3 separate regions of the Homo sapiens genome follow, and regions 1 and 3 are each linked to region 2. The links are chromatin loops, found by intact Hi-C in ENCODE. Cell type or tissue: endothelial cell of umbilical vein. All regions are shown on one strand. Each heading gives the region's core, and the rest is flanking DNA. Links, peaks and the distances in the headings are about the cores only.

Evidence for each region. Peaks named below come from ENCODE experiments on the same cell type or tissue, not always from the same donor. Only the 100,000 strongest peaks of a DNase experiment are listed, where the experiment ranks them.
Region 1: it touches region 2 in a loop (6-fold over the local background); 2 of 110 quality-filtered maps call a loop at or near these places.
Region 3: it touches region 2 in a loop (4-fold over the local background); 7 of 110 quality-filtered maps call a loop at or near these places.

What each region holds. Positions count from the first base shown.
Region 1 is chr6:54,106,826-54,117,379 of GRCh38, reverse strand. MLIP (muscular LMNA interacting protein) reads right to left here and starts at 5,937. Exons shown (of 14, transcript NM_001281747.2): 1 at 5,805-5,937. The coding sequence starts at 5,900. In endothelial cell of umbilical vein, for the core only: no CTCF peak of the experiment used is centred there; DNase peaks (open chromatin) are centred at 4,889 and 5,789; H3K27ac peaks cover 3,999 bases.
Region 2 is chr6:54,048,408-54,058,961 of GRCh38, reverse strand. It overlaps a transcript of MLIP not described here. Among named protein-coding and RNA genes, the nearest start is that of MLIP-AS1, 6.1 kb to the right of the region's middle. In endothelial cell of umbilical vein, for the core only: no CTCF peak of the experiment used is centred there; a DNase peak (open chromatin) is centred at 4,741; H3K4me3 peaks cover 298 bases.
Region 3 is chr6:53,996,447-54,007,000 of GRCh38, reverse strand. It overlaps MLIP-IT1 (MLIP intronic transcript 1), which reads right to left and starts at 8,111. Exons shown (of 4, transcript NR_046832.1): 1 at 7,942-8,111; 2 at 5,907-6,091; 3 at 4,282-4,387; 4 at 1-30. It overlaps LOC101927189 (a long non-coding RNA gene), which reads right to left. Exons shown (of 4, transcript NR_125842.1): 4 at 9,334-10,554. In endothelial cell of umbilical vein, for the core only: no CTCF peak of the experiment used is centred there; no DNase peak of the experiment used is centred there.

The DNA.
Region 1 (10,554 bases), core at 2,668-7,667, 58 kb before region 2:
AGCCAGGCGTCGTGGCGGGTGCCTGTAGTCCCAGCTACTTGGGAGGCTGAGGCAGGAGAACAGCATGAACCTGGGAGGCAGAGGTTGCAGTGAGCCTAGACCGGCCACTGTGCTCCAGCCTGGGCAACACAGCTGGACTCCATCTCAAAAAAAAAAAAAAAAAAAAAAGACAGAAATAGAGTGGCATCCTTGTCTTTTTTCCAAATCTTAGAGTAAAACCTTTCAGCTTTTCCCCATTCAATATGTTAGCTATGGATTTGCCATATAGGGCCTTTATCATGTTGAGGTACATTCTGTCTATACCTAATTTGTTGAGAGCTTTTATCATGAAGGAATGTTAAATTTTGTCAAATGCTTTTCTGCGTCTATTGAAGTAATCATACATTTTATGTCTTTAATTCAGTTAATGTGATGTATCAGATTTATGGATTTGCATATTTTGTTGAACCATCCTTGCCTCCCTGAGATAAATCCCACTTGATCTTGGTAAATAATCTTTTTAATGTGCTCTTGAATTCAGTTTACTAGCACTTTGTTGAAATTTTTGCATATATGTTCATCACGAATATTGGCCTGTAGCTTTCTTTTCTTGTTGTGTTGTTGTCTGGTTTTGGCATCAGGGTAATGCAAGTCTCATAGAATGAGGTTGGAAGTATTCCTTCCTCCTTAATATTTTTGAAATAGTTAGAGGAGAAATGTTCTTAGTTCTTCTTTAAATGTTTGGTAGGATTCAGCAGTGAAGCCATCAGGTCTGGGCCTTTCTTCAATGGAGATATTTTATTGCTGATTCAACTTTCTTATTCATGACTGTTCTGTTCAGATTTTCTGTTCTTCATAATTCATTCTCAATAGGTTGTATGTGTCCAAGAGTTTATCAATTTCTGGAAGCTTATCCAATTTTTTGGTATATAATTGTTTACAGTAGTGTTCTATGATACTTTGTATTTCTGTGGTATAAATTATAATGTCTCCGTTTTATTCTCTGATTCTATTTATTTGTCTAAAGATTTGTCAAATTTATCTTTCCAAAAACCAATTCTTTGTTTTATTGAGCAATCACTCTTGATATAATTAATTTTCATGATAAAATCAGTCCCTTCTTGTCAGAGTAACACTGCCCTGCCACCTCCATTCCCCTGTCAGAAGAAATATGACATGCCCTGGCAAGTCTCTCACTCCCTCTCCCTTCAATCCCTGCCACCCTTTTATGCCTTGAACTGCTCAGACCTTATGACCTTATGAGCACGCCTTTTAACCCAGTTCATGTCAGTGCCCATGAGAAACCCTAGGCTCTGTATCATCCCTCCATTCCTGTATGCTATGCACATTCCTAGTTCTGTTCCCATCTTGCACCCTGCTCCAACTCTCAAAACCTTTTCACTGTATACCTTCTGGAATTCAGTGAGCAATTAAAAAAATCTTACATATCTGTATCTTATTTTCAAAATACTCCCTTCACTTTCTAGTTATAACTAAAACATGGTTCTCTCTGAAGGACTCTATTTCAATGATAAATGTTTTCTCTCACACTCCTGCACCAATGGGCCTGGAAGTAAAATAGGTGTCCTCCTTGCTTATCTTTACTGCTTCCAGACTATTCTTCTCTCTTGTCTAAAAACTTCCAGCTTTGAATCTCATGTCATCAGTCTATACCCTTCACAATCTCTCTTAGCTGCAGTCATCTTTCCACACCCGTATTAAATGCTTCTTTCCTTAAAGATTCAGTTTCTGGTTCAATGCCACGCTTCTTAACCCAATGCTTTGTATAATACCCAGTATTATATCTCAATGGGTATTTTTTATAATATTGTATTTCCTTGACCTCTATTCTTCCTTGCCCCTCACATCCCTAGCCTTGCCCAATAGCTGCAAACCTTCCGTAATTTGTTTCTTCATTCTCTGACCATCACTTTTTATCGCTCCATACTATCCCCCTAGTAGTCCAACTCTAACATTTTTTAACTTCACCATGATTTAAATCTACTGATTCTTCCACAATTATTTTCCTACATTTGTCTTCTTAACCAGCTTCAAAAACCAAGTTGACCACAGTTACTCTTTTGGATACCCCTCAAATCCCTTGTCCTCCTTTATATCATCATCCTGTTTGAGTACATTACAGCCCTCACTAAGTCTAATCCCCTACCTACTCTATTTCTGAACCAGGAAGGTAAACATGCCTGGGGGAAACCACACAACCACACCTACTGATCTCACTTCATATTTACCACTCTGAGCCTCAAGAAGGCTTTTCAATGCTGCCCAACAATCGTACTATACTTCCATAGCCCATTCACTCTTCCACTGGCCTAGAAAACTCTTTCACACTTTTTCCCCTTTCTTCAAACCTCTAACATCTCTCCCACATTCTCACTTGGAGCTGATGACTTTGTTTCCTATTTCGTTAAGGTAACGGAAGCAATCAGAAAAGAATTTTCAAGGCCCCCAACACCACATTTATTCACACATCTGCATCTCTGCCCTTTTTTATGGCCTTCAGTCCTACTACTATGCTCCTAGTAAAACCAACCCTCACTGTAATACTTTGCCTTCTACTTACTTTCATTTATTCAATGAGGTATTATTAAATGCCTACTAAATGCTAGGCACTATTCTAGGGGTTGGTGCCATAACAGTGAACAAAAATCCCTACCCTCATGGAGTTTATATTCTAGTGGAGGGAAACAGACAGTAGACAAATAAATAAACAACATATGTAGTACTATTTTCATAAATGCTATGAAGACTTGCTATAAGTCTATTGCAATAACCCATAGGAGAAAAACTGGTGAGTTGAATGTAGTTTGCTGCAGTAATAGTGGTAAGAACTGTTAAGATTCTGGCTACATTTTAAAGACAAAACTTAAAATTTGTTGAAAAATTGGAAGTGGAATATGAGAGATACACAAAAATCAAGATGGGTAGACAAATTTTGAACTGAATAACTGCAAGAAATGAGATATTATTCACTGAAATGGGGAAGACAATAGTTGAAGCTGGTTTGAGAATAACGATCAAATTTTGTGTGCCCAATATACAACCAAGTGGAAATGTGAGTATGAGTCAAGTTTACAGGAAATTCTGTGCTGGGGATAAAATTACTAGGGTTGTTAACCCATAGATGATATTTAAAACCAGGAGACTAGATGAGATCAATAAAGATGTAAACACAAATAGAAAAATAAGAGGCTTAAGGCCAAACCCTACAGACTCTAACATTGAGTGATCCACCAGCTGAGGAAGAACTAGCCAAGGTGGCCTGGGCGTTTTAAGGAAGATTTTAAAAGGCTGAAACATCACTGACAGTAGTCAGAAAGAGGGCTGACCAGAAACAAAATTTCTCACAGTCTACACTGAGGAACCAGTCCAAATATAAATCCAGGAACAGTGAGGCAATTTGCTTGGCTGTTCGATAGTCTCTCAAGGAATGCTTTGCTGGTTTTGGCAGGATGTGGCAAGTATAAGGAAATTAAGGGTACTGGTGAGAGTAGAGCAAATGATTGACCATGGAGTTCAGTTTGTATAGGTAAGGAGGAAGAACCCTCAAGTTGAAGGAACTAGAGGTCTCTGTGCTCAGGAAACAGAGTTGATACTATGATGACTGTTTGAGAGAATGGATGGGGTCATAATATGATATGAGAGTTTATTAATTTAATAATTAGAAGTATGATAATTCCAGATGATTCTAAATTCCAGGCTTTGGCATTAAGACTGAGTATATGAAAGGAAGGGCACTGAGCTTGTGAAGATCAAGGAACTGTGAGACAAGAATATTGACAGGGTTTTAAAAACTTTTAATTTTCAATATTCTTTTCGCCTTTAAAGATATGTGTCATTATTTCCTCATTGTATCCATGTCAAAATACCTTATCATCAAAAAGTAATAAATCAGTGCTTTATATTGTAGGAAGGATCCCTTGTGAGATTTAAGGAGCCCACTTATCTATCAACAATACGTAATACAACAGGCCTTCTAGATGTATTATCTTCTAGGGCTGTTTCATCACATAACTAATCTCATCAATATCATGATAGAAAGGAGAGTGGTTTTGGCAAGGAAATTACTGAAGTAGTTCAAATAATCCATCCCATAATTTCATTTGAGTAAGAAATAAAGATAATCCTTTAGGAGTAAAGAGGTGAAATTGCAACTTTGTCCCCAGGTTCTGTAACTAGGCCTTCCCTTATCTTTCCATGTCATGACTATAGGTCTATCTTATGTTCCATCCAAATAAAATTTAAAAAATAATATATGAAAGTCTTCATTATAAGCACCCCATGGTTACAAAATACATATAACCATTATAAGCAGTAAGTAGCTTTACCTTCTAAAGCATATATAATGATGAAAATTTATTTCTTCAAACACCTTGCACAATTTGTATAATTCAATGCTACTTAAGTATCTAAGATACAAATACAGCTCCACAACTGGTATGTCACATGCTATGAACTTTTTAAAAGTTGACAGCTATAACTTTCAGTGAATAAAGTAGAAACAAAGTATGAATGAAAACTGATGCTTCAATGAATAAGGTATGCTTTTACAACGGTACTGCCTAAAAAATTTCTAAACATAACCACATCCTGACAATAAAGGCAACTGAAAAGAAGAAAACCTATTTCTTTCTAATTTATTGTTATATTTTCCTAAAGAAACATCCATATCCTACATAAAATTTTCTCACCAGTGTAAGGAAACAATTTTTTTTTATTTTAGTTGAACCAGTACATGATGTGATTCCAGAAAACACAGAAACAGGAAATCTAATAAAACTAAAGACTTATTCATCTTCCTGAGTTACTGTTGGAGAATAACAAGATCAGACATAAATTCCTGTCCACATACATATCTTCAGAAGAATAATCACAAAAAGGGCAATCATTTGGTATTCGCTTTTAAGCTAACAGTACAATATTAGCTCTTTTCACCACCTTTACCTAGCATCCTTAACTTACCAAGGATCTAATACTCATTCACAAGGAATTTCAGTTGGAAAAGAATTTGAAATTACACCAACTATGCAATGCAACATTCAGATAAAGAGCCACATATTAGCCAGTAGACTATTTAATCCCTTGTTTAGGAGAGAACAAAAAAATATTTGCTGTTTACTGCATACTGTGGCTAAGTTCCAATGTAGCCTAAGAATGAATTGCTATGGTGATGAAAAACCATTTTCCACACAAAGCAGCAACAGATGCATGTTAACAGCATTGCACTTGTTAATTGCCAATTAACACTTTCAGTTGTCAATGTTATTTAAATATCTTAGTTTCTATCCTTGGGAAACTAATTTAGTCATAGAAATATGAGATAAAAGGATTAAAATCTTTTTCTAAATACACTTTGAAATGCTCAAAATCTCTAAGAACGTCATCTTCTCACCGGATAGCCTAATAATTTGAGAAACTGTTTTCCCGCATGCCACGCAGGCTAACAGCTCCTTTGCTCAGTTTTGGGCTGTAATGCCTTCCTTTCTTATATTTCCCTAAAAGTTCTCTTCCTTCAGATGTTGACACCCACACTCGCAGATGGCCTCTAGCCTCCTGTTAAGGCATTACAGGGTATCTTACATTATCACTGTGCCAAGGGCAATCCTGAGCATTTTCTTTGCCCAATGAGCAGTTTTGTCTTTATCAGCTCACCCTTTTCTCTAAGTGAAGATAGCATTTCATTTCAATATACATACAAATTTATCTTCACTGGGCAGCTCTCCCTCACATCCTTGCAGCAAATACCACCAGCACCGTACACTGCTTTTAAAAGTTACTGAAAGCATTAAGCAAAGACTTCCTTTTACCTGGGGTGTGGTCTGAATGCTCCCTGATAAGATGCACGAGGTCATTTGGAAGTAATTGTTCCCGCAGTCACTCAGAAGCCCCTGTTCTGAAAGCATTGATTCATCACATAAGGGAGCGAGCAAACCAATGACTGAGGTGGGAAGGGAGCCTCATACTAAAACAACACACACACACTCACGCAGAAAGAAGAAATTCTAAAAAGAGGTAAAGCAGAGTCATTCCAAAATTGAGGAATTGTGTCAGCTCCGAAGAGTAGATTTCTGTTTTGACAATTTTTAGATTTGGAACATTATGAGAGGTCATACTAACTGCTGAAATGGAATCAGTAGAAGTGAAAAAAAGAAAAAGAAAAAGAAAAAAAGCCACTGATATGTGTTTTCCCTCTTTTCTTTTCATGCATGTATTCCAATTATATATTCTGTGAAAAGAAGAGAAAAGCCAGATTGTGCAGCAATGAGAAGCTGATTGAAGGGCGCTAGCACCTGCCAATCTCAATAATCAGTTGGTCATGCTCATAGAGAACATTTAGAGGTATAAATACATGCAAACACTGTGTCCAAATAAAGAACTAGAAAACACACAGTTATTTCAAAATATCAGTAACTTTATCCTTAGTATATAAATTGTAAGCAACAATACAGGAGCATCTGTAGTGACTGAAGTTATGTTATTAACAAAATCACCTCTAAAATAAAGCTTGGAATCAAATCCTTGTCAAAACAGAATTTCATTCCAAGGTTCCTGGAAGACAGTGAGAATCCTGACTGCAGACAAACCTTAAAACTTCATATGTGAAATTGATTGGAGTCTTCAGCTTTCAGTACTTCTATTTTCTAAGTATTGATTTTTCTCCAAATCTGTAATATCTACATTTGTGCTTTGGCAGTGAAAAGTGTTGTATCCAAAGGACTAGATATAGATCAAAGGCTATGGGAAGGAATTACTATTTTAGAAACCTAGATTATGCCTCTTCACATTTTCGATGTTATCAAAAGCCTGAGATTATGGAAACATAATGAGTAAAATAATTGCTATAAGTGATTCTATTAGCACAGTGGGAGGAACTATTCCAAACAACACAGACCTAGAATATGATCTAAATTTCTGAATATAAGTGCCGTGTTATAAAAAAAACTATGAGCCTTCTTCTATTTTACACATATTTATGGATACTCAAAAGAGAATATAAGTGCCTCTTGCCCTCAAAAAGCTAATGGTTTGAGAATATAAAACAGGTAAACAAATAACAAAGATACAAAGTGAAAAAAGAAAACAAGAAAAAGCCCTATACTGGCCAGGCGCCGTGGCTCATGCCTGTAATCCCAGCACTTTGGGAGGCCGAGGCGGGCGGACCACAAGGTCAGGAGATCGAGACCATTCTGGCTTATATGGTGAAACCCTGTCTCTACTAAAAAATACAAAAAATTAGCCGGGCGTTGTGGCGGGCAGCTGTAGTCCCAGCTAATCGGGAGGCTGAGGCAGGAGAATGGCATGAATCCGGGAGGCGGAGCTTGCAGTGAGCCAATATCGCGCCACTGCACTACAGCCTGGGCGACACAGCGAGACTCCGTCAAAAAAAAAAAGAAAAAGAAAAAACGAAAGGAAGGAAGGAAGGAAGGAAGGAAGGAAGGAAGGAAGGAAGGAAGGAAGAAAGAAAGAAAGAAAAAGAAAGAAAGAAAAGAAAGCCCTATACTGCAGTTCTTCTTAAACTACTGCACACATAAATCCCCTGGGGAGCTTGTTAAAATGCACTTTCTAAGTGTGGAGATCTGAGATGTGGCCTCAGATTCTGCATTTCCAAGAAGCTCCTAGTAGATGCCCTGGGAGCCACACCCCAGATCTGCTGCTGGTGTGTTACACTTTGAGTAGCAAAGACAGAGGAATTTCAGAGAACGATGTTACAGCCACCTGGAGGGCAGTAATTCAAGATGGTGGCATTTGGGCTGCACTTAGAAGAACGGGGAAAGGGAAACTATGAAGGTGGGATGGAATAGCAAGTATTTCAAGCAAAGAGAGAGGGCTGGATTGAAGGCACCTATCGGGACAGCAAGAGCAGTAAGTCATAAAGCACAGGACCCTGGAGCCACATCATCCACTGGCTGTGGGCCCTCAGACAAGTTACTGAACTTTTTAAAGGCTCAGTCCTCTCACCTGTGAAATGTGGATGAGAATAGCTCTCATTTCACAGAGTTCTTGTGAGGATTACAATTAAATTCAGCATGTAAGATTTCCACAGATTCTTAGCTCTGTGCCAGGCAGATTCTTAATACACGTTACTCCTGTGGGTATTGTTGTTTTCTAGTTTTATAAATAACATAAATGAGAATAAAGGCAAGTAAGACAAAAAAAAGTAGGTTAAATGTAGGTCATCAAAGATCTTGAATTAAGATGTTTTAGCTTTATTCAGTGAAGAACAGAAATGGAAATATTCATATATATATGAATATATATGTATGTAAATATATATGTATTTATTGATACTACCCTTTGGTGTTTTGATTTATATATATAAAGACATATATATATATGAAGACATAAAATTATATATATAAATCAAAACACCAAAGGGTAGTATCAATACATCTTAGAGATCACTCTTATCGCAAAGTTCTAGTGTGGTTCTCCAAGAAGAAGTGACAGTCCAGATTTTTGTCAGTGGTCAATCAGTTTATTCCAGGTGGATTCAAACGCTATGAAACTCTTCTTCTATGTCTCATTCTGTCCTTTCCTCTCTGATCTTTTCTTTCTCTCATTCTCTCCCACAAACAGAAAGCAATATTTATGCAAGTTGGCATAATCAAATTTAGAAGAGAAAATACTTCAGCCCCTACTCTTCCCTGCTCAGATTCTTTCTTGAGTCATTTTACAACATGAAAACCAATTTATTATTTTGACATTTTTCTCTGTGTCTTATTGGTAACTTTCCTCTAACCATTTTCTTTCCCTTGTTTTATTAACTAATAATTGCTGTTATAGACTATTTCTTATAATACTAGAAGTCATAATTTTCACTTAAAAACACATAAATGGTCATGCATTATAACAGCATGCTTCAGCCATCTGGATAGTAACTACATATAGCTTCAAAGAGCACATGTATTTTGGATAATTTCTATAGAAACCATTCTGTATTTAAATAGAAAGTGATGGCACCTGGTCAAAAAATGGGTCCTAGTCTTGGATGACAAAAGAGCATATAAATTACCTGAGTGGAGAGGAGAAGAGAATCTATCCTCTAATTACAACAACTTTTCTATAGACAAAAAGTCATCTATGGTCTGCCCAAGACCCTTAAGCATTTTATAATCACAAACTTTTAATGATCTCTCTCCCACTAACAAACACAAACTGCTCTGTTGAATAATCTTTTTTTTGTTTTCACAGGAAAACAAAGTTTGTCAAAGCTTGCAATAGATGAATACAATCCAAAATTCTCTTTAAAATCTGGCATTATTGATGATAGCTGAAGCAGGCATCCGTCACCCTTATTACTAAACGGATATTACTGCAATACCTTTCAGCTGAAAGACTCTTAAGATATTGCTTTTAAAAAAATAATACAGAACAAATAATCCTCTTCCTGACATGGGAAACAAATTTGAGAAAAAAGAAATAGATTAGTCCACAAGTTTGCCAAGAAACATGTAAGTGATTAAACAGATCCAGCTGCCAAGGCTATTCAGACATCCATTTGTCTGTTTTTATGCCTCAGGCTTGATAACAGAAGGTACCAGAAGTCCCATTTATTTATCTTAATAAACATCTATTGAGTGCCAGTCACGATTCTAAGCTCTGAAGACATAAAATAATAAAGGCTTGGAACCTGTTCTCAGCATGGCTTATAGTCTCATTAAAGAGACACCTTCACTCGTGACGGGAGCAGTGAATGAAGTCAGAGGAGGATGACAAGTCACGTGCTGAACACAGACTGCATGGGCAATGCATGTCAGGTTGTTTTCGGGGAGATTTCACTCTTAGCTCCTGCACTCCTAGGTCCTATTTCTGGCAAACACTGGGACACTTCTGCTCAGCCCTTTTTCCTCTAAAAATGGGAATCATTAGGTGTTCGTATCCGTGTCTCTCAGGTAATGGGTGATTCCAGAGATCCTAATCAGGACTAACCCGATTCACAGGCTCAGAATTGAGTGTGCAATATTTAAAGTGAATCCTGACATCTCATCAACAATATGTGAAATTCCATTACAGTCTAAATTTGGCCTCATCTGTATTGGACACAGACTTCTACTTCTGTTATTACTGCTTATAGTAGTATACCGCTATAACTTATAAGTAATATACTGCTATAGGTATATAGTTATACTGCTTACTCTTCTCCTTGGAGTATGTCCTCCTAGTTTAAAAAGATATCAGTAGTCCTTAATTAAAGTAAACCAAAAGCTTCAAAGTACTGTTTGACCTAACAAGATATTCAGAAAAAATGAATAAGCCCTATACAGGGTAGAATTTGAAAGAGGCACAGAGACAATGATAAGAAACATTTATCCATTAGGAATAAGTGTATGTGGTTCACTCTCTCCTTGTTGAATTACTTTCTTAGCTTGGTTTCAGGCAATCCATTTCCTTTCAGTCCTCTTCCTATCCCCTGGACACTCCTCTGTCTGCTTTGTGCCATCTGACCCCTCAGCTTTGAAGTAGCCCAGGAGTCATTCCTTGGTGATCACATCCAGTTACTTAGCTGTAAATAACATTTATAAGCCAATGAATTCCAATTTATTTCCCCAGACTGGA
Region 2 (10,554 bases), core at 2,147-7,146:
CGGAGCTTTAAGCTTGAATTTACTACAGTGGAAGTAGAAGGTAAGTCAATTTCCACATATCTTTCTCTTACCTTCTTTTCCTCCTTCTATCTCTCTCTATCTTCCTCTAGATATTTGGTTTCTACCCCCAACTAATTGTGAATTACAACAATTGTCTTTGAGCCAATATCTGATATCTGATATTTGTTTGAGGGTCCAATGTCACTAACAATTTTTTGTATGATGTATGGAAAAGAGAGCTGTTTCTTCTCATCTAGAACAACATGGCTTCAATTCCTAGTCAAATTATTTGGTGCTTATATGAAATGTTACTTTCTCAAGGAGGATTTTATTAGCCTTTTGACTTGAATTAAATGGTCTGTGTTTACCTCCCTTTTATAACACTAATCACATAGCTACTTGTTTAAAGACTGCCTTTCCTGTTAGAATGTAAGCTTCATAAAGTAGGCAGATGGCCATAAGGCCATAGAGCACATCAGTGCTGGTTAGATAAAGGCTACCCTTTCTCCAGACAGATGCAACCCTGTGCCATAGTGCACAGCTTATCAAGTGGAATGCTGCCTGCATTTCAGTTCCCACTCAAGTCCTTGGCAGTAAACATGCACAACCACATGCAATGTCCAAAATGCAGAGATCACCTCTTTATTTTTACCACTGTAACCCCAGTATCTAACACAAAGTCTGACACCTGGAAGATGATTAATAATTATTTATCAAACTGAATTTTGATACTTGAAAGGGAAGTAAAGACCCAATTATAAACACAGCATTTCCATTCATTTGCCCAATTAGTTATCCTACATGTTTTTTTTCTATTCCCCCTAAAATATACACATACACACACATATAATGTCTCTACACAAAATACAGAGTATATTTTTCTAAGCCTGTGATCCAAAATTATTTGCCTAATTTGACCTCTAGAAAGTCCGACTACTATAACTTAGCTTTCTGTTTAAAGTTTCAGGGGTAAAGTGGAAGAAAATATGCAAGTCAACATGGTGTATTATTACAGGTCAGATTTTCTTCTCCTGTTAAATACTATCAATACATTTGTTGAACCTTTAGTCTCTATTTTTGCCTCTCTGTCTCAAACAGTTTGTAAAGGTCTCTTGCATTTCTTCAGTAAAACAGGAGCTCTATTTAATGGCAGAAATGTCATACTGCATCTTGGAATTCTTAAAGCAAAACATTTTACTACATTCAGAAAAAAAATTAATCCAATGTTTAAAAAGAAAAAGAAAATTAATTCCCAACAATCAGTTATCTCAAATGGAAAAAACTGCCTTAAAAAAATTAGTGGACTTGCCATGACTGGACGTGATCTAGCAGAAATCGATTAGTATTTGTCATGGATGTTGCAAAGAGATTTCTGCAGAAGGAGAAAAGTTTGAGAAGGTCTATATTCTCAGCATTTCTAAGAATGCAGGTTCTGCTACAACAAAAAGCAACTACTATTCCCCCTGAATGCAAATATGCAAGCATTTTATAAGTTTATTAACCCTTACAGACAAAAGAATGTAACAAAATTTCTAGCAAGATAGTTTGTTGTGAATTTACTGTAATAGTTAAGAATATTCTGAGACAAGTTTGGTTTATTTTTGTATCCTGGGGCAGTAGTCGTATGCAGTTGTAACTACTGAACTTAGAAACCTTCCAAAGTTCACATTGCATAATTATAGTCCCAACCTCCCATCTACCCAGTGTAGCAGCCATATGGAATTGTTATGTGTTGTGTGCTAGAACCAGAGTTTTGTGGATAAATGCCATCTCTGGTGCCAACTAGCTGTGCATGTCTTTGGGCAAGTCATTTAATTTCTCAGTGCTTTGTCTCTTGATCTGAAAAACTGGGATAGAAGTAATACCAAAGTCACCTGGGCTATTGTGAGGAGTAAATGAGTGAATACATATAAAATGCTTAGAACATGTCTGACAAAGGTAAGCATTCAATAAATGTTAACCCTATGCCTTTAAGCAATTTTCTTTTCTTTTCTGTGACTTACTTTTCTCATTTATAAAGCAAAAATAACCCTACTACCTTAGAACATTGTACAAATCATGGTAGAGATGTAAAAAATGCTTTGGAATATTTTAACTTCTATGCAAATACCAAAAGTGAATTAAACTAATATTATGAACTACTAAGAAAATTCTTTTCTTTCTTCCTTCAATTGAAAATACTTTTTAAACCTTCTTCTTCACTCCATAAGAGAAATGTTTCACTAAAAAGAGCTAGGAATTGTACATCGATGTGGATAATAGCTGTGGAAATAAAGGCATTCTTGCTGGCAAGCTTCTAGAGATGGGTTTTAGCATTTTTCTGCATATAGAAGATTGGGGATTTTTCAGTATCACAGAGAAAACTAAAAACACACGACACGAAAATATAAAAGTATTCTCTCAGAAGTAGAAGAGGTCTCTCACTCCTGGGTCTCCTACTGTTTACTTCTGCAAGTATTCCCTAGTGCATCAATTCATAGAGCAATCTATCACAGGTACAGGGAGCAGAATGACCTCCAACAAAGGGAGAAAGCAACATCTTCCCAAAAATGAGGAAGGGAAGCTAAAACAGATTAGCAAAAGCCTTTATGAATTGCTCCCAAAGGTCTGCTTGACCTTTCACGTTCAAGCCTCTGTACAGCGTGTCCTATTTCAGCTTTTCATGAAATCTTTCAATTCCTCAAACTTGGTCAACTTAGAGCCAAAACTGAAAGATGAAAAGGCAAAGTCATGCACTTAGGTCAAGAAAAGGACTACCTAGGTGCATGATGGATGAGTTTTAGTTCAAATAATTCACGTAAACAAAGCTGATGGGTAGGATGCTTGTAGACATGACATGTCCACAGTATGATGACTCTAACAAAATAATTTAACCAAATATTTTTAAAATTAAGATGTCATTTTAAAATTTAAAAGTGGCATATGGTTGTCGTAGAGAAGTTTTAAAATATTAAAAAAATATATAAATATGTAAAGTGCAACAACCATTTACCTGGTAATAACTCACAGATAACCCACATCAAATTAGACCTTAGATTCTAAGCTTCATGAAAGCAGGAATTGCCACATAAGGGTAAGCAAAAGAGACATGATCTCTGCCCTCAAGGAGTTTAGCAGGCACTCCTCCTTCAGGTCTTTACTGAAATGTCACCTTCTCGGCAGTCCCTGATCACCTTATTATAAATGTCCTTCCAATATTCCCCATTTAATTTTTCTCCATGCTACTGATCACCTTTGAATATAGAATATATATTTTAATAATCATATTTATTATGTGTTCCATGTTTGTTATATTTTTGTTTATTTTATTGTCTCTTTCCCCTCACTCAAATGTTGATTTGCCATGATATTCCCAGAGTTTAAACAGTGCCTGAAAAATATAAGGCAACTAATATTTGTTGACTAAATTAATGAATGAACAGGGACTGAATGAAAACACACTTCAATGTAGTTTTTTCTGAATAATTAACTATGTGCCCAATAAGAGAGGACTAGGTAAATAGTTTATGATACTTCCATAAAATAAGATATTTTGAAAATATAGATTTCTACATTTACTAGCATGTAAAATTTCTACCATAAGTCTGTTAGATTTTTGAAAACCACATTATGAAAACATATATGATATAACCTCATTTTCAATATATATACACATATTTGTATGCTTATATTGATAAATAATCCCTGCTGTGTGCCCGGGATCATGTTACACATTGGGGACACATAGAAGGAAAAAGTGTACTCAGGAAACAGACATATAAAAAAGATAGTGATGAGGCCGGGTGCGGTGGCTCACGCCAGTAGTCCCAACACTTTGGGAGGCCGAGACAGGCGGATCACGAGGTCAGGAGATCAAGACCATCCTGCTAACACAGTGAAACCCCGTCTCTACTAAAAATACAAAAAAATAGCTGGGCGTGGTGGCGGGCGCCTGTAGTCCCAGCTACTCGGGAGGCTGAGGCAGGAGAATGGCGTGAACCCAGGAGGCGGAGCTTGTAGTGAGCCGAGATCAAGCCAGTGCACTCCAGCCTGGGCGACAGAGCGAGACTCCGTCTCAAAAAAAAAAAAAAGATAGTGATGAAACAATGTGATAAGCACTGTAACTAATATACTTATGTGAATTACTTCTGCGTTAGGAGAGGTCTGGCTCCTTGAGAAAATGGGTAGGAAAGGGTGGGAACAATTACCTCGTTAGAGAAAAGATGCTTTATACAAGCACACTGACTTTAACGGGAAGCTGCCAGAGAAAATGTTATCTTGCACATGATAATGCAACGTTCTACTTACCATTCAAAAGCAAAGCATGATTTCTATATTATTCATGATCACAATGAGATCTTGCAAGTGAAATATTGACTATTATTGCTTTGATATCTTTAATCTAGCCCTGAATATGGATAGGAACAGAGTGAAAATTCAGTGAATTGCAAAAATGTATGTTTCTGCTTTCAGTTCACATTCCATTACAGGATGCTATATCCGATACAGTACTGAATCTCAAGGAGACCCGTCATTTTTTTTTTTTTTTTTTGCCTTTTTTTCCCCACTGTCCTTAATACACGAAAGAAAGTAGAGACTTCGAAACTCAATCTGACACAATCCACCCTGTTTGTCATCGGTACAATGTGTCATTTGCAAGTTCATACAGTGTCTTCCATCTATTACAGGGTGTGGAGCAGCTAAGAATAGCTGCAGAACTTGACTCTAAGCTGCTTGCCGGGAAGCACTAAACTTACTGCATGACTCAGTGTGGGATGTAAATTCTTGTGAGAGCGCTGATAAGAAAAGGAGTCTTTCAGCAAGAGAGCCTTTTTAATGGGTTGCTAAGAACTTTCACCACTTTGGTGTTTTTGTGAAAAAAAAGCAAACTTGTACATATGCCACATTCCTGAGCACCAGTGAGTGGCACATAGGTACATTTCTCCCTTGTGGCTCAGATGGCAAATTTGGATGGTTTCCATTAAAGAAAATCTAAACTCTGAATTATGCTTTGCTCATAAACAGCACCACAGGCTTAGATAGTAGAGCCAAGGTTTAAACAGCCTGAGAGTACTTGTCCATGCTTCATTTAAAGTCATTCCTGCATTATTTATTATATTAGCCACTAGTGCACTTGTATCAGTCAGACATCTCAGAATCTCCCACCTGGATTCAATTCTCAAATAGACACTTAAAAATCTGGAAATAAAATAAAAATTGTAACAAGGAAATTTTATTCAGCTAGGCACTGTGCTAAGCTCTTTACATGCATTTTCTAATTTAATTTGCACAACAACTCTACAAGGTATATTAGATTAATATGACTAAATTAAGTTCAGTTACTTGCCCACAGTCACAAAGCTAGTAATCATGATAGCATTCTGCAATTTGGCATTACTTTCTTTCATTTTAATTTCACAACCACCTGCTATGGTAAATCAAGAAATTAATATCATGTCACTTGAACTTTATAATGAGATTTTGCACAAGTCCCTGCCTATGTAAGTAAGACTATTAATTTAAACTTTATATTGCATTTTCCCAGAATGAGAAGTAGGAGAAAAAAGATAATTTCTCTAAACCATGAAAGAAAAGACATCATAAATGCTATTCATTTTCATATGAAGTTTAAAGGTAGAAAAATATAAATATCATCTCTTTAACATCCCAAAATTATGGTTCTGAGCATATTCTTTTACCTTGTGAAATAGCTGACATTTTGACTGTTTTGAACTACAAAATGGGAATTCCACATGGTTCAACCCAGTACAAAACATAGTGGTGCTTAAGGTATGGGTATCAGAGCCAGGAATACCTAGGATCAAGTCCTGCTATTGCCATTTTCTAGTTCTGTGTTCCCAGCACACTATCACTGCTCTTAGTCTTAGGTCCTTTCATTATAAAATGGGGCTAATATAAGTGCTCACTTTTGTGAGAAGATGATGCACAAAGCACTTAGCAGTCAACAATGCTCTGAAATGACCACCATATTTTTTATTCATTTACTTTCAGACTGAGCCAACAATTTCCCCAATCCACATATCTCCCTCTTACAATACCTCAAAGTAGACCAGCATATTAATATGAGACCTCATTCACCACTATTCCTTTATCCTCTGAAATAAACCTCAGATTCACTTTAGAAACCAATAGAGATTCAGCTCTGCACTCCAATTTATTCCCTCATTCTAGAATTTTATATTTATAATTTGTCACAATGTTTTCTCATATTTCTATCTTGGACTATCACTCTCCCCTTTTCAATAAGTAGTATAATTTTTTCCTTATAATTTATCTCCAAAAAAACAGTGAAAGAAGAGCATTCTTGAATGTGTGCTAAAACTAATTATTATAACTCAGGGATTGTTAGGACACTATATAAACAATTGTGACAATGTGTGTCCATTTTTATGTGGATAATTATGAACCATTTCAGTTATTTTGTGTAAAAGAAAAATAGATCTCTACCTGTGTCTTTTCAAACTTTAGCTAAAAACAAAAATGCTAATTCTCTAAAATCAGTGTTATTAAACATAATCTAAACCTTTCCTTTCCTTACCAGAATTGCAGAAACAATTCAGGCTTTCTCAGTAGATGGTTGAACAACAGGTAGACGAACTTAAAAGTTTCCTTCTGCTCTAGGAGTGCCATGATTTTCATAGGAGTTTAATGTGCTTTCCTGATGCCATTGGTCCTGGTCCAATTTATCATAGTTGTCCTATAGCCATCCAGGTAGATGTTCATCTGAGCCTAAGAGGATCATATATTTCTTCTCTGGGACCCAGTAATTGAGCAAAGGGCTACACCTGTGATCTAAACTAGGCAAGTCAGCGTTCTCACCCATAATTTTCTAGCTTAACGCTGTTACCATTATCTTTTCTATCATAATCCATGAGCCTGACTAAGAGTGAGGCCAACACAGAGAAGTCAGAAGAGAGAAAGCAGAGCAGCAGTAAGATGGAGAAAATCAGACACTGATTACATCATTTTAGCTTCTGAATTCAGCACTGCCTGAAGTCCATATACCCTTGGTCTTCCAGTTATACCAAGCAATAAATTCCCATTTTTAAAAGGCAATTTGAATTGTATTTGTTACCAGCAAACAACAAAAGGAAACATGTAAAATGCTTGCCATAATGCCAGTCCGTACTAAGTGTTCTAAACTTTATTTATATAGCCCAAAAACTGTGTCTTCAAAAATTATAAACTTTATGGTTAGATAAGACCATCAAGATCTTCCATTCCTGTTCCCTCATTTTCTAGAGAAACTGAGACCCAGAGAGGATAAAGTGTTCCTCACAATCAAATTGCTCTTTATTTGCACATCTGGGATCAGAATCCCAGATTTTCTTTTTCCTATGTGTCATAGTCCCCTAAAATTGTCTACAATATAGAGACTATCAGGATTAATTAAGGTCTGGGAGGGACACTGAAAGTCTCAAACACAGGTAAAGAGGAAAAAGCAGTCTCCTTTAGGCTGAGTTTGGGAGTTTTGTACGTTTGGGTTTTGGTACATTTTTCAGACAACATTAAAGTAATAATCAGTAAATTTGAGTTTTCCACTGATGTTACAACTACCCATTCCCTGCCTTTGTATTGAAAGGAAAAATAAAAGAAAAAATTAATATTTGAAGTGGCATATTTAAATTAAATTAAACAATTTAATTCAAAGAATGCATTGATTCTAAGCACTCAAAAAGCACTCTACAATGTATTATAAACAAAACAAAGATGACTAAAACATACTTGCTGCAGGATAGTTCTTCAAATATTATATTTATACTAATACTTATATATTTATAATATACAAATATTTATACTAGTAGACTGCTCGAGGTCCAACAAGGAGGTTGAGAGTGGGGAGAAGGGAAAGTGGAGCAAGAAACACAAAAGAGATGGAAACAAATACCTCCTGAAGGACTTGGGGAGACCTTCTTGAAAAAGTGCCTTGAGCTAGTTTTATTGTTGGGTTGGATTTCAAAAGCCTGCATTGGAAACGTCTGTAGGACAAAGACATTCCAGATGCAGTAAACAGCATGAGGACAGAAAGTTCAGAGTATGTTTTGTAAACACAGATGGACCTGTGAGTTCATGTGAAAGATAAGCGTATAAAAATAGTTAGTGTTAGGTGAAGAATATCAGGAGAAGAACTTCCCATCTTTAATAGCCTTTCAGAATTCTCAAAACCTCAGAGTGTAGGGGAATAATACCATGATGCCCATACAGCTTGCCAGAATACAAAAACTGCACTCATTTCTCTATTTTAACCAGCTGGGGCAAAACAACATTCTCTTCCACGATTTTATGTTTCATCATTAAAAACGTTGAATTTAGCTATAAAGATATGCAATCAAACAATGATTATATTAGGAAAAATGGAAATCAAAAACAAAAAAACTCAAATTATAAACAATCTAAATGTCTAGCAGCAGACTGTCAAATAAGGATAATATCCAAACCATAAAATACTATCCAGACAAATTAACATTGTGAAGAATATTTAATGAGAACAATAATGTTCAAATGTGCTGTGACCCAAAAAAGAGTACTAAACACTATATGCAGAATGAATTCATGGTGTGCAAATGTGTATATCTGTACATGTACATGTATGTGTTTGTATAAAGCAAGAAGATAATATACTAAGGCATTAGTCATGGTTATTGGCAGATGGTAAGGTAAAAAATACTATATGTGTTTTCATTTTCTTTCCATTGATTATTTGTGCTTTAAGCCTTTATTACAGAAATATGTATTACTTTTATAAAGTAAAAATAATATGTATGTGTATATACTTAGGTATATACAAGGCTTAATCCTTTACATGAGGGGAAGTGAATTTAAATAGACACTAGAGCTTCAGATGTTTACTTTAAAAGAAAATGAATAAATCAATGAATGGATGTTCTTTTTTTCTGTAACAAGAGCTCCCATGTGAAAAACCCTCTCTACCCACTTTGCAATGTATCAAATCATGTAATCAAACTTAAATTTGTTGTTTAATTCTGAGACAATTATTAAACTGTCACCAACATTTCAACCAGAGTACGTACAATGTTGCACTTTAGTATAATAAAGTTTTACACAATATATTTTTAGATAACCCAAAGAAAGGGATTAAACTCTTTAATTTCCTTTGGATATTACTTCACAGTGACATTCCAAAACTATTTAATGATTACTTCATTGAAAACACAATTTACATTAGATTATTAATTATATGCAAGATGTAAATTATGGAAGAGCTCAATTTATATATTGTGAATAATGCTTTAAAGATAAGACTTAGAATTGGAGATTGGGGGTAAGTAGTGGTGTTTAGCTGAGCATACAGAGCCCATCTTGTAGGGTAAGAAAGCATCTCTACATAATAAAGCTGTATCTTAATTATGCCTGACCCTCTCACTACAAGTAAATAGGGTGTTTCCCAATTTGCTTCCTTTCACCTAACATTTATCTTTGTGGGTGATGAAGGAGTACTATTGATTGTAAAACAAGTACCATCAGCATCAATCTAGCATTTGTGTCAGTATTTCTGCAGCTTCATAACGAACCAGCAATAAGTGACACCAAGACTTACTCATGACACTAGAGCACTGACCCAGCAGAAGTGTGAGCAAGCAAGTAGGTTCACATTTACAAAAAGATTATGCAGCTATGCTTCTTCTTTTCTGTTCTTTATATAAAGCAGATGCTTTCAGCCATTACTGTATGTTGGAAGGCCTGAGGAGTATTGTTTAAATATTGATAACAGGGCCCCACCCACAGAGATTAGCTTTACACTGATCTTTTGTGGGCTTTAGGTATTTGCTGAAAATCCTCAGAGGATTCTAGTTCATTAGCCAAGGTCAAGAGCCCTGGTTCAGTGTTAGGTTTATGTATATCCACATTTAAGACATTAATGTCTTATTCTTTCTTTAAAACAAATCTTGTTTGTAACATTACTACATAGACTTTCAAGGAAAGTCTAAAAGTAGCCAGATGACCCAGGACATCAGCATTTTTATCTCAAGTGTGCCACCAACTCTCTCTATCTCTGACTTCTTCTCAAGACCAGCCTTGAGTACTGAGTCCTAATTTTGAGGAGTAGGTTGCAAACACCAAAAATTCAACTCTTACTTAGAAATTTCAGCAAGGGGGATATTATCTAAAACTCAGCCAATACAAGACTCCTCCCCATTCTACACTTTCCATCACTAAAACCTGTCACCAGTCCATTCCCAGCCTCCTACCCACAGATACTTCAAACATAATAATGTCACCAGAGGCTCAGGCCAGAGCCTTCATCTGTGCCCTATGGAACCACTCTGCTCTTCAGGGGAAACATATATTTAACCTATGCCTTGAACATTCGTTTTAGCTCCTCCCCAATAACTGATGGCTGCCCCTTCCCTCAATGGCTTTGTTTCCCATAAACATCTTTCGAATAGAGTAGATCGAAGCCAGTTGCAGTTATGCTCCTTCATGACCACATGCCCACTGTAAACTGGGTGCATGCCCAAACACCCCTCAACCCCCAATACCCTTTGCAATCACTGTTCTCTGCCATCTCTGAATAACCTCTGCTCTCTCAAA
Region 3 (10,554 bases), core at 3,027-8,026, 53 kb after region 2:
CCATGAGTCAGGTGTCCATCATGATCCAATCTGCAACGGGTAGTGGGAGGTTAGAAGTGGTGGTAGGTGAGGAAGGGAGGAGGAGACCGGGCAGAGTCACATATTCTCAACACAAGGGAGTTGAGGAGGCATCATTAAAAGGGTCTACTAAAAACTGGGAAAACAAAAACAAACCAAAAATACAACTAAAAATGTTAATATTTTCCTGGATTTTATCCCAATCTGTTTTCTATTCTTACATTTAATAATATTTCCTTCTAGGCTTTTCTATATATAGTATATTTTAGTTGTGATAATGATGTATAAACTTTATACCTTAATATAAGAATTCTTCATATTACTGTAAAGTCTTGAAAAATATTTTAAATCAGCAAAGCACCAATTAGTCAATGTGCAATATTTTGTAACCATTCCCATTTCATTGGAAACTCAAATTATTTCCCATGATTTCAAATAAATCTGAGATCACCACCTTTGTGTACAGAAAGCTATTTTTCTATTTTGAATTACTTCATTAAAACTGACTTCCAGATGCTGAATTTTACCAGAGTAAAGATAACGAAAATTGTCCAAGTTCTTGATAGATACTGCTAAATTTCTTTCCGAAAGGGTTGCATGAATGTGTCTTTCACATATCCTCATCAGCATAAGACATTATTGTATTTAAAAATTTCCCATAGTTAACAATAATTTATTGTTGAAATAACTGAAAGAGTAGAATTGGAATGTTCTTAACACAAAGAAATAATAAACGTTTAAGGTGTTGGATATTGCAATTACCCTGATTTGATCATTACACAGTGTATGTTTGTATCAAAATATCACATGTACCCCATAAATAGTAAATATGTGCAACTATTATGTATCCATAAAAATTAAAGATCATCTTTTAAATTGCTATACTGGAAATTTAAGATAGAAGTAACATTTACTGGCTTTTTTTTTTTGAGACAGAGTCTCACTCTGTCACCAGGCTGGAGTGCAATGGTGCAATCTTGGCTCACTGCAAGTTCTGCCTCCTGGGCTTAAGAAATTCTCATGCCTCAGCCTCCAGAGTAGCTGGGATTACAAGTGTGTGCCCCCACACCTGGCTAATTTTTGTACTTTTAGTAGAGATGGGGTTTCGCCATGTTTGCCAGGCTGGTCTCAAACTTCTGGCCTCAGTGATCCACCCGCCTCAGCCTCCTAAAGTGCTAGGATTACAGGTATGAGACACGGTGCCAGACTTCAATGGCATTGTTAAAGCAACATGAGTATAAACATGGTTTCTTCTATGTAACTGTTGAGGCTTAATCACCACACATTGGCCAATTATCATTAAACCTCCTTTAGCAGCCAGGACTAAACGCACCATTCTTCCTTGGTACCACCCTTCATTCATCCGACAAACATTAGTTGACCACCTGTTAGCTGCCAAGCACTGTTTGAAACTTAGAAATAGAAATATATAGATATATGGTCCCTGTTCCTAAAGGTACTGTTACATGAAGGATGGCAGCCCTCATGGAAATAGACACAATAGAGAGGAATCACTGCATCCCACTCAGGGCTTCCCTGCATAGCCCTGGAACTCCCTCAGTGATACACACCCGACAGGTCCTCAGGTCAGTTCTGGTCCTTCAGAAAGTTCCAAGGAATGAGGGAGGGTAGCACTCTGAACACATTTCAACCACAAATCCCAGGCTTACCTAGCACTTCGCTTTTCCTGCTTAAATGAAAAAAGAATGGCTAAAAATGTGTTATAAGAATGGATGAGGCTGGGCGCAGTGGCTCATGCTTGTAATCCCAGCACTTTGGGAGATGGAGACAGAGGTGGGCGGATCAATTGAGGTCAGGAGTTCAAGACCACTGGCCAACATGGTGAAACCCCGCCTCTACTAAAAATACAAAATAACAGCCAGGTGTGTGTGGTGGGCACCTGTAATCCCAGCTACTTGGGAGGCTGAGGCAGGAGACTCGCTTGAACCCAGGAGGCAGAGGTTGCAGTGAACCAAGATCATGCCACTGCACTCCAGCCTGGGTGACAGAGTGAGACTCTGTCACAAAAAAAAAAAAAAAAAAAAGAATGGATGAGACGTTCCTTTGGAATTTATTCAAACATATCAAAGTTTTTTAAACCCAGCTATAACATCTGGAGCAGACAAAATCTACACTCAGTAGTAGATTCTTATGATCTCTCTTTTTCTCTCTCTCTCTCTCGCACCCTCCTTCCCTCCCTCTCACTGACTAGTTTATTAATATAAATGTTGCTCCCAATTTGAGAAGTTCATTGAGGCATAATTTAGAATTAATAAGCTCAGGCAATAGTATACAATTAATGTACTTCCCAAGTTAGGCAGGAGTTTAATGTCACCTCATAAAACCAAGTCTTTGTAATTATCGAAGTGCCAGCTGTGAACTGATCAGGAACACAATAGGAATTTTGTTAATTATCATTACCCAGAGGAAAATAATTAGTTTCTTTGTAGGGAGAATAAAAACAAATGTTGCTATTTTCATTTTAATTTCAACCACTGAAGTTGATAAAACTCAGAATTGGTCTACCAGTTTTGGTCCTCCTATTTCTAAATATTACAAACTCATTAATGCATTAGCAGATTGCATGTTAATCTTCATGTCCATAAATTAATTGGAACACTAGTCACTGGATAATTGGTACATTGTTTTTAGGGGGCATAAAATAACCGCCAAACCCCAAGGTAAAAAGGGCGACTGAAACACCTTTGGAGAGAATGATATAATCTAGCTTTCTTAAGACTTCAAAGCTTCATCAAAGTCTTCTTTAACCCATTATCTTTTCCTTTAAGCATGGCAAATTGACTTTCCTTCTCCCCTACACCTTGCAGATAAATCTCAAAATCATCAGATCAGAGTAACAGGGAGTATTTATTGGCCTAACTGAAGAACTTGGGTCCAATTGCAGCCTTCTCTTCTCTAGAGCCATCAGGCATGAGGACCCACTGTCCACTTCGGTTAGAAACCACACTGTCCATAGGGAATGCTATGTTTTGTTTGGAACACAGTATGGTACTTCTGAAATATTGAAGATAGTGCTAGGCCATTTGGGTAGCTCAAAAATGCAATAATGGCTGGGCACAGTGGCTCACACCCTTAATCTCAGTACTTTGGGAGGCTGAGGCAGGAGGATCTCTTGAGCTCAGGAGTTCAAGATGAGCCTGGGCAACATAGCAAGACCCTGTCTCTACAAAAAAAAAAAAAATTAAAAAATTAAAAAAAAAAAACTAACCAGGCATGATGGTGTGCATCTATAGTCCTGGCTACCTGGGAGGTGGAAGTAGGAATATCCCTTGAGCCCAAGGTGTCAGGGCTGCAATGAGCTATGACTGCACCACTGCAATCCAGCCTATGTGACACAGTGAGACTCTGTCTCTAAAAAAGAAAAACAAGCTAAAAGATGTTGAATGATTTATTGTTTTTAGATTTTTGGAGCTTTCAGGAAGCCTACAGATTACAAAGTGCAAGCAGACACAAGCATTAAAAAACAAGAATGTCAGGAATTCTGACCCTAGGGGCAGATAAGCAGTCACATCCTTTGCCCTAGGATGTAGAACTCAAGCCTAAACCTACAAATCTTGATTTTACAAATCCATCTCATGTCATTTTCATTCCATTAATTAAAGACATTTATGTGTCACTAAACGTCTTTCAACAGATCAGCTTTGCCGCATAGGTCCAAGTAAGAGCTTGGAAGAGAAAAGTGTTTGAGTCCAACGTCTATATTTAAGGCTTTTGGCATTTACTTACATTCTTTGGGCCTCAGTTTCCTATCAGAAAAATGCAGATAAGAATAGCAACTTTGCCACAGTACTGTTTAAGGGATGAAGTGCAAAAAATTATCACTATACATCAGTATTCTCTTTGTGGAAACTGCTATTCCTCTAATTACTCTATGTTATCAGTAGATGAACAAACCTGAACAACAAACCAATAGTCAAGTGTCCATGGAGAGAAATTATTGTTGCAATTGAGTGAAACAAGTTGGTGGTGTGATATATGTAATGACTTGCATCACTGCCATTGTGCTGCATACTAATTAGTTATAAATAATAAGCCATAGATATAAATGTCTATAATTAGTGTTGCTTTTACAGGAAAGTTCAATTTTTCATTTTTCTTTTCTCATTTTGTCCATTCTCCATATCTGTAATCAGCATCAACATCAGCAATTTTTCAAAGTACAGCTTCACTATAATCACTCACAGGAACAATCACCCACATTAAAAGATAAAGCCCCTTGCCCTTGAACCAAGATGTTCTTACTTCAATGCTAGGTGTTTCAATTCATGGTTCAACCAGGAACCTTCTCCACTGGGATTTGCAATACTAGAGGCAGTAAAACATCTGGACCATGAGGTCACTTCTTCTCCTTGGAAGGCAATGGAGGATTGTTCACAGCATAAAGAAAAAGAGGAAGCAAGTCAACATCTGTGGAGGCACTCACAGGTATTTGGCACTGCTAGATGCTTTTCAATTTTGTATCTACATCTCCTACCACCCTCATAAGATAACTATGACATTATCCCCCTCTTACATGTGAGTAAGTTATACCTAACAAATGTCAAATAACTTATCTAAGTCCCCAGCTAGAAAGGGCAGCACAAGAGTTTGAACTGAGATCTGCTCCACATAAAATCCTAGCCTGCTATATTAGCAAGTGAGTCAGAGCAAAAGCCCTGAACTCAAAAGTATGTGGGTGTGTGGCCCAGGAGGGCAGAATCCAGGGAGACGGAGCTCTGAAACCTAGGAAGTGAGAGTTTTGAAAGAGATGAAGAGGATCAAGGATTGATCAAGGAAAGGGGAGAGGGGAATTAAGTCAGTTCATGATCACTTTCACTGTAAAAGTTTTGCTCTGGGAAAGGCAATGGATGAGTTCAAGGGTGTATCAGCTGGGCTTTGGTAGTGGAAGCAGAGTCACTATGAGCATTATGGTAAATCCATAAAGCATTTACCATAGGAATTAGAGTTTACAGAATTGTGGGAAGAGCAAGGAAAGGAAAGTTCTGGGAGAGGGAGTTGGAGGATGGAAAAGTCAGGAAGCACTGACTCAGGTTGGCAAGACAATGCTTTCAGAGAGACTTGAGAAGCCAAGCACAGCCAATCTATGAAGCAGGGCTGTGAGCAGGCGCTCAGGGAGACCTCAGGAGAGCTTTTGCCTTTGGCAGCTACTGCCTCTGTGGGTCTGGAATCAAGCATCTGGTGGTGGGCCTGGGGCCACAGTGGTCAGCAGGTCCTGTACTCTGGATGATGAGAGGACCACCATGTGGAGGACAGTGAGGATAAACTGGGACCCACCAGGTACCTCTGCATCTATTCATCTTTGTATCTGGTGTGCTTCCAATAGTGTATTTCCACTAAAGTTCCTCTCCTGACTAATGCTACAGGAAACTCCACAGGAAGGGGATTCTCCTAATGTACTTCCAAGCTTAATCAAGCTGTCAATAGGCACAATTTAAGACAAAGAGTGATGCAGGAAAATCAGTTAGGAAGCTATGTTATAGAAGTCCATGCACGATGTGACCAGTAGAGAGAAAAAAAATGATTTAAGAAACAGGAAAAAAATGCAAGTGGACTTGGCAATGCACTAAACAAATATAAAGAATTTATTTTTAAGGTTAACACTAGCTAAAATTAGAACTATCACAATTGATAGATAAATTGTAATTGGCAACAATGATTTACACAAGCACACTAATAGTCCAATTCTAGCATTATCAAAGGATTTTAAACCTACATTGGGAAACTTTTGCCTCTTGCAGCACATTGAGCAGAAAAAGCCATCAATAAACTATTTTAAAATTTCATGTATGAAAATATTTTTCATACGAAATGCTATCAAAACTTTATAAAAATAAAATTTATTAGAGGTGATACATGATTTTACTCACCTACGACAGGTTTTCTTGTGAGTGTAAAAAAATTATGCCAGATTTTTAGCGGTGAAGATTCTTCCTGTGTTAGGAGGATTGAAGACCTATGACTCCAACAGCCAAAAGAGTAAGATGTGCTTGGAATGCTTGCCTTCCAGAATATTTGAAGCAATTAAGCAATTTGCTCTTATTTCCTCTAACTACTGAAAAATCAAATATCGTAAGAATCCCTGTTGACCCCCAAATCCATCCATCACAACATATTGAGGCTCCCCTAACTGACCCACAAAGTAAATAAGCCTTAAAGGATACAAAAGAAAAGGGTCTTCTCTAGCTTTCTTAGGAAACAGAAAAACCAACAGCTTTTCAGGTAAACCCCGTGTGAGCATCAAAATCTCTCTCTTCTAAGTGACACCACAGGCATAATGTAAGGATCATTGGATTGAGAGTTTAGATATCCAATGTTTCTTGTTTTGTCTCTGATACTAATTAGTTACTTTGTCTCACTGAGAATCTACTTTTTGTCATTAAAATGAGTGAACTAGGCCATATAATCTTTGTCTTTTTTTTTTTTGTTATGTAAATCTTTTTTTTTTTTTTTTTTTTTTTTTGAGACAGAGTCTCACTTTGTCACCCAGGCTGGAGTGCAGTGGCGTACTCTCAGCTCACTGCAACCTCCGCCTCCCGGGTTCAAGCAATTCTCCTACCTCAACCTCCCTAGTAGCTGGGATTACAGGCACCCACTACCACACCCAGCTAATTATTTTTGTATTTTTAGTAAAGACGGGGTTTTGCCACTAAATCTAATAGTGACCATACAGTAATAGGCTCAATAAATTCCATCCACTCTCTGAGCAAAACATAATGCAGAAAGTTCTTGAAATCTTTGTCTACTGCTAGTCTGTCTACCAGCCACATCCCTTAAAGTCTCCATATGGAATCATATTTTGGTTTAAAGTTGGACAGTTTCCTTTAGCCAATAGTACTTTCTGGTCAGACATTTTATCAAGATCCCAAGACCCCTAACCATGAGCAACATTTCCTTTCATCTGTGGGTCCTCAGTAGTTACCTGCTTTTCTTTCTGAAACACACCCTGTTTCACTTGAATGCCAGTAATAACCTCTCAGATAGATATTGGGGGTGACATTACAGACATTTTCTAATGGAAGTTTCTGAGGGCCAAGGAAATTAAATGGTCAACCAATGCCATTTGGGATGTTTGTTACTGTGAAGTCATCATGCCTCCAGACTCATAATCTTATGTTCCTTTTCTTATAATTTGCTGAAGGGATTTTTAGATTATAATGTCTATCGGGAGCAACCATTTTGAGAGTTACAAACATTGTATAAGATAATTAGAAACAAGATTCATAACACAGAGGTGTTTCATTTCTGTTCGCTGAAGCAAGCTATTGGCCATTGTGAACCCACTGACCACAGGGTCAGCTTGCATAAACGAAAACAGAATTATGTCACTGCACCTTGTCCAGAACTGTTATTGTGCAAGTTAACTAAATTTATGTAGTTCTATGTCCTGCACAGATGCGGGACTTTTCTTCTAGGTCACTTTGCAAGCCGGGGGCCCCCAGCTGGCAACTCCTTTCCAGGCCTCGCTCTGCCACACTGGCATGCCCCAGCTTGCCTGTGTCATAGCTTGTACCCCTGTTTGGTGATTCCTGAGCTCTTCTACTGCACCCAAGAAGGATGAGGATACACTGGACATTGAAGGGTGAGGAGGGCAGAGAATATTTTTATTGAGCAATGGAACAGCTCTCAGTGGAATGGTGAAGCAGTGGGTGATTACCTAATCCAAAGGCAGGAAAGTCCCCCATGTGGCTGGGTCGCAGGCTTTAAACCTTCCACTTGAAGGTGGGGTTTCACTGTGTACCCGCTCCTATCTGCCTAGGCATTTGGCTGCCTCCTGTCTCTATCAGCACTAGAGATAGCAAATATAAGCGTCTTCATCAGCCAACCAAGCACTTTTAATTAGTTAGGTGAGTATGTTGTAAAACAACAGAAAATGAAGACTGTAGTGAACCAGATACTACCTACCCTTACTCAGCTCCAGCTTACTGTTGCCATATGGGAATGCAGGCCCAGGATTTCCAGATCTTCTCATTTTTCCAGAAAAACTAGTTTCATCTGTGAAATCTCTTGATTGTGAAATGTTGGAAACTAATTCAATTTTTTATTCTGTACAGGTTAAAAAAAGAAAAAAAACAAAACAAAAATATCCCACTATCCATGCCCGTAGGTCAGAGTAGGCCAGCAGATCACCAATATACAGTTCCTACTAAATACTAGTGTTAATACAAGAAAAATATTTGACTTATTGGTTTACAAGTTGCAGAAAAGTGAAACCAAAACTAAGTTCTAAGGAATTAGCATCAGGTAAAAGTAGAAGGCTATAGCACAATTATCATGGATAGGATGAAGACCAAAGTCCTGAGTAAAGTATTTGCCTAAATTTCCACCCTTTGTGCCTATGATCCAGCCATATGCAATCACTTGTTCTTGAGTAAACCATACACTCTGTCACTTCCAGGCCTTTGCACATGCAGGTCCTCGTGTCTAGATAACTTCCATAGCTTCCTCTTGCTTTTATCAATCACCTTATCTTCATGCTCCAGATCACAGGTCAAGTCTCATCTGTTCCAGCTAATAGAGAGCAGCTCCACACCCTATCTGATGCTTCTGTAGTGCTAAGCTCTATGCTTTGTGATTCACACAGTACTATTCTTGTCTGTTTTCTTGTATTTCTTCCTGATGAATCCAGAAGCGACTTAAAGGCAAAATCCCTGTTTTATTAGCATTTGTAGTCTCAACTTCTAAAACATTGTATGGAACATAGTTAGTGAAAAATATTTCTTAAATGAATATATGTGAAATAATGTAATAAAGATATATTTTTATAACCTTTCAGATAATCAATTTGAAAGGTAAAAATATTATTTCAAGTAGAAAATGAGCAGCATTTCTATTTTCAGTTTACAGAACTTCCTGAGAATCCTTTATATTTAAAATTATAAGCAAAAGGCAGGTCCTTTCCATTTCTTCCTGACTTAAAAGTAGATATGATGGCTGGATTGATGACAGCCATGTTCTAATCACAAGGAAAAGGCTTAAAGAATTAACAGAGATGTCAGACCTGACATAGTTAAGTCATTGAGCCAACTCCACCATCCAATAATGTCTGGGATTCGTTTTCAAGAAAAATTAACTTTTTTTTTTTTAATTCTAAGCTAAGATACTTTAAAGAGAGGCAGTATCCACTCAAGGAAAAAGCATCATTCTAGAAGGAAAGATTTATTCTGGTAAAGGGAAATAAAAAATAATTATACCATATGTGAATTAATGAAGCTTCTTAGAAGAAAAGGCTGCCCTACATGAATTAAATTATTATTACTTACTATCTCTTCCAAACAAATGCACATACATATAAAGTTACTCACTAAATTGAAAGCATACTTTATTTCTGAAGAAAATAAGTAGCATTTAGAAACCAGGGTATTTGTACATAAAGCAAAGACTGGGTTATACAGCACACAAAACAAGAAGGGAAAAATCTATACAATTACATTAACCAGTTTTTTCCAGTGGAACTAATGAATGTAAACATCTCCTTGGTTTCTTTCACACCATTGCCTGTGAGGTTTTTAAAAATACACTTAAAGTGAACATTAGGACATTTTTAATATGACAATGACTTCATTTTATTAATACTGTTTCCAAGTTATACAATCCCTAACTCAAGTTTCAGTTAGTGTTTGCAAATGAAAGACAACCTAAATGGAGTTACATTTTCTTTCTTCTTTTGAAAACAACTTTGTTGAATTGTTAAACCAACTAAGGCACTGGTTTCTATTATTTTTCAACAACAGAAAAATATAAATGGCAAAAATATTAAAGTGTCTTTCTAGCAGAGTCCATAGCTGAGTAAAAAGCATTATTCAAAGAGTCTGAATAAGGGAGCACATCACCACTGGCTCCGTCTTCTGTCTCAGAGTCACCTCAGTCTTGAAATACTGAGTCAATATCCTCAGAAGCCGAAGGACGTGTCAGGATAATCCGAGGTAACTTTGAGATAATCAGAGGTTGTTGAAAAATGAGATGGAGTGGTTTTTAAAAGTAAGGAGGCTAGTGGAAAAATAAGCCAAATGTCAGGAATTGCCATAGAATATGAGTAATCAAGTCAATGTAGTTACAGACAAAGCTGTGATAAAAGCATGAATAAAACAACGTGGCAAATGTTTTAAGTGGCAGAATGAAAAAAATGGATGCAATGAATCCAGTTAGGGCTAGTAAGCCAATAAAACAGTGTTAAGCACTTTAAGAGTGTCAGTCTAACTTTGATATTTTATTACCAATATATGACATGTGCATAATCTGTGCATCAGATGATAATAAGTGCTGGGGTTCACCTGTAATTAAAAGGCCTCGTAACAATTTGCATAGATTTTGGTACACTGTACAGGGGTCTCAAAGTACTCAATGCCAAAACACTTTTTTCTTTCAAACTATAATCTTTAACAGCTACTAAAGCAAAATGATTTAATCAGAATCCCAAATGCTAACAAATGAATGTGTTATTTGCAAGCATCATTTAGTAAGGCAGATTTCACCAAAGTGAAATCCTCATTAGTTTTGTATTATGAAATACAGACA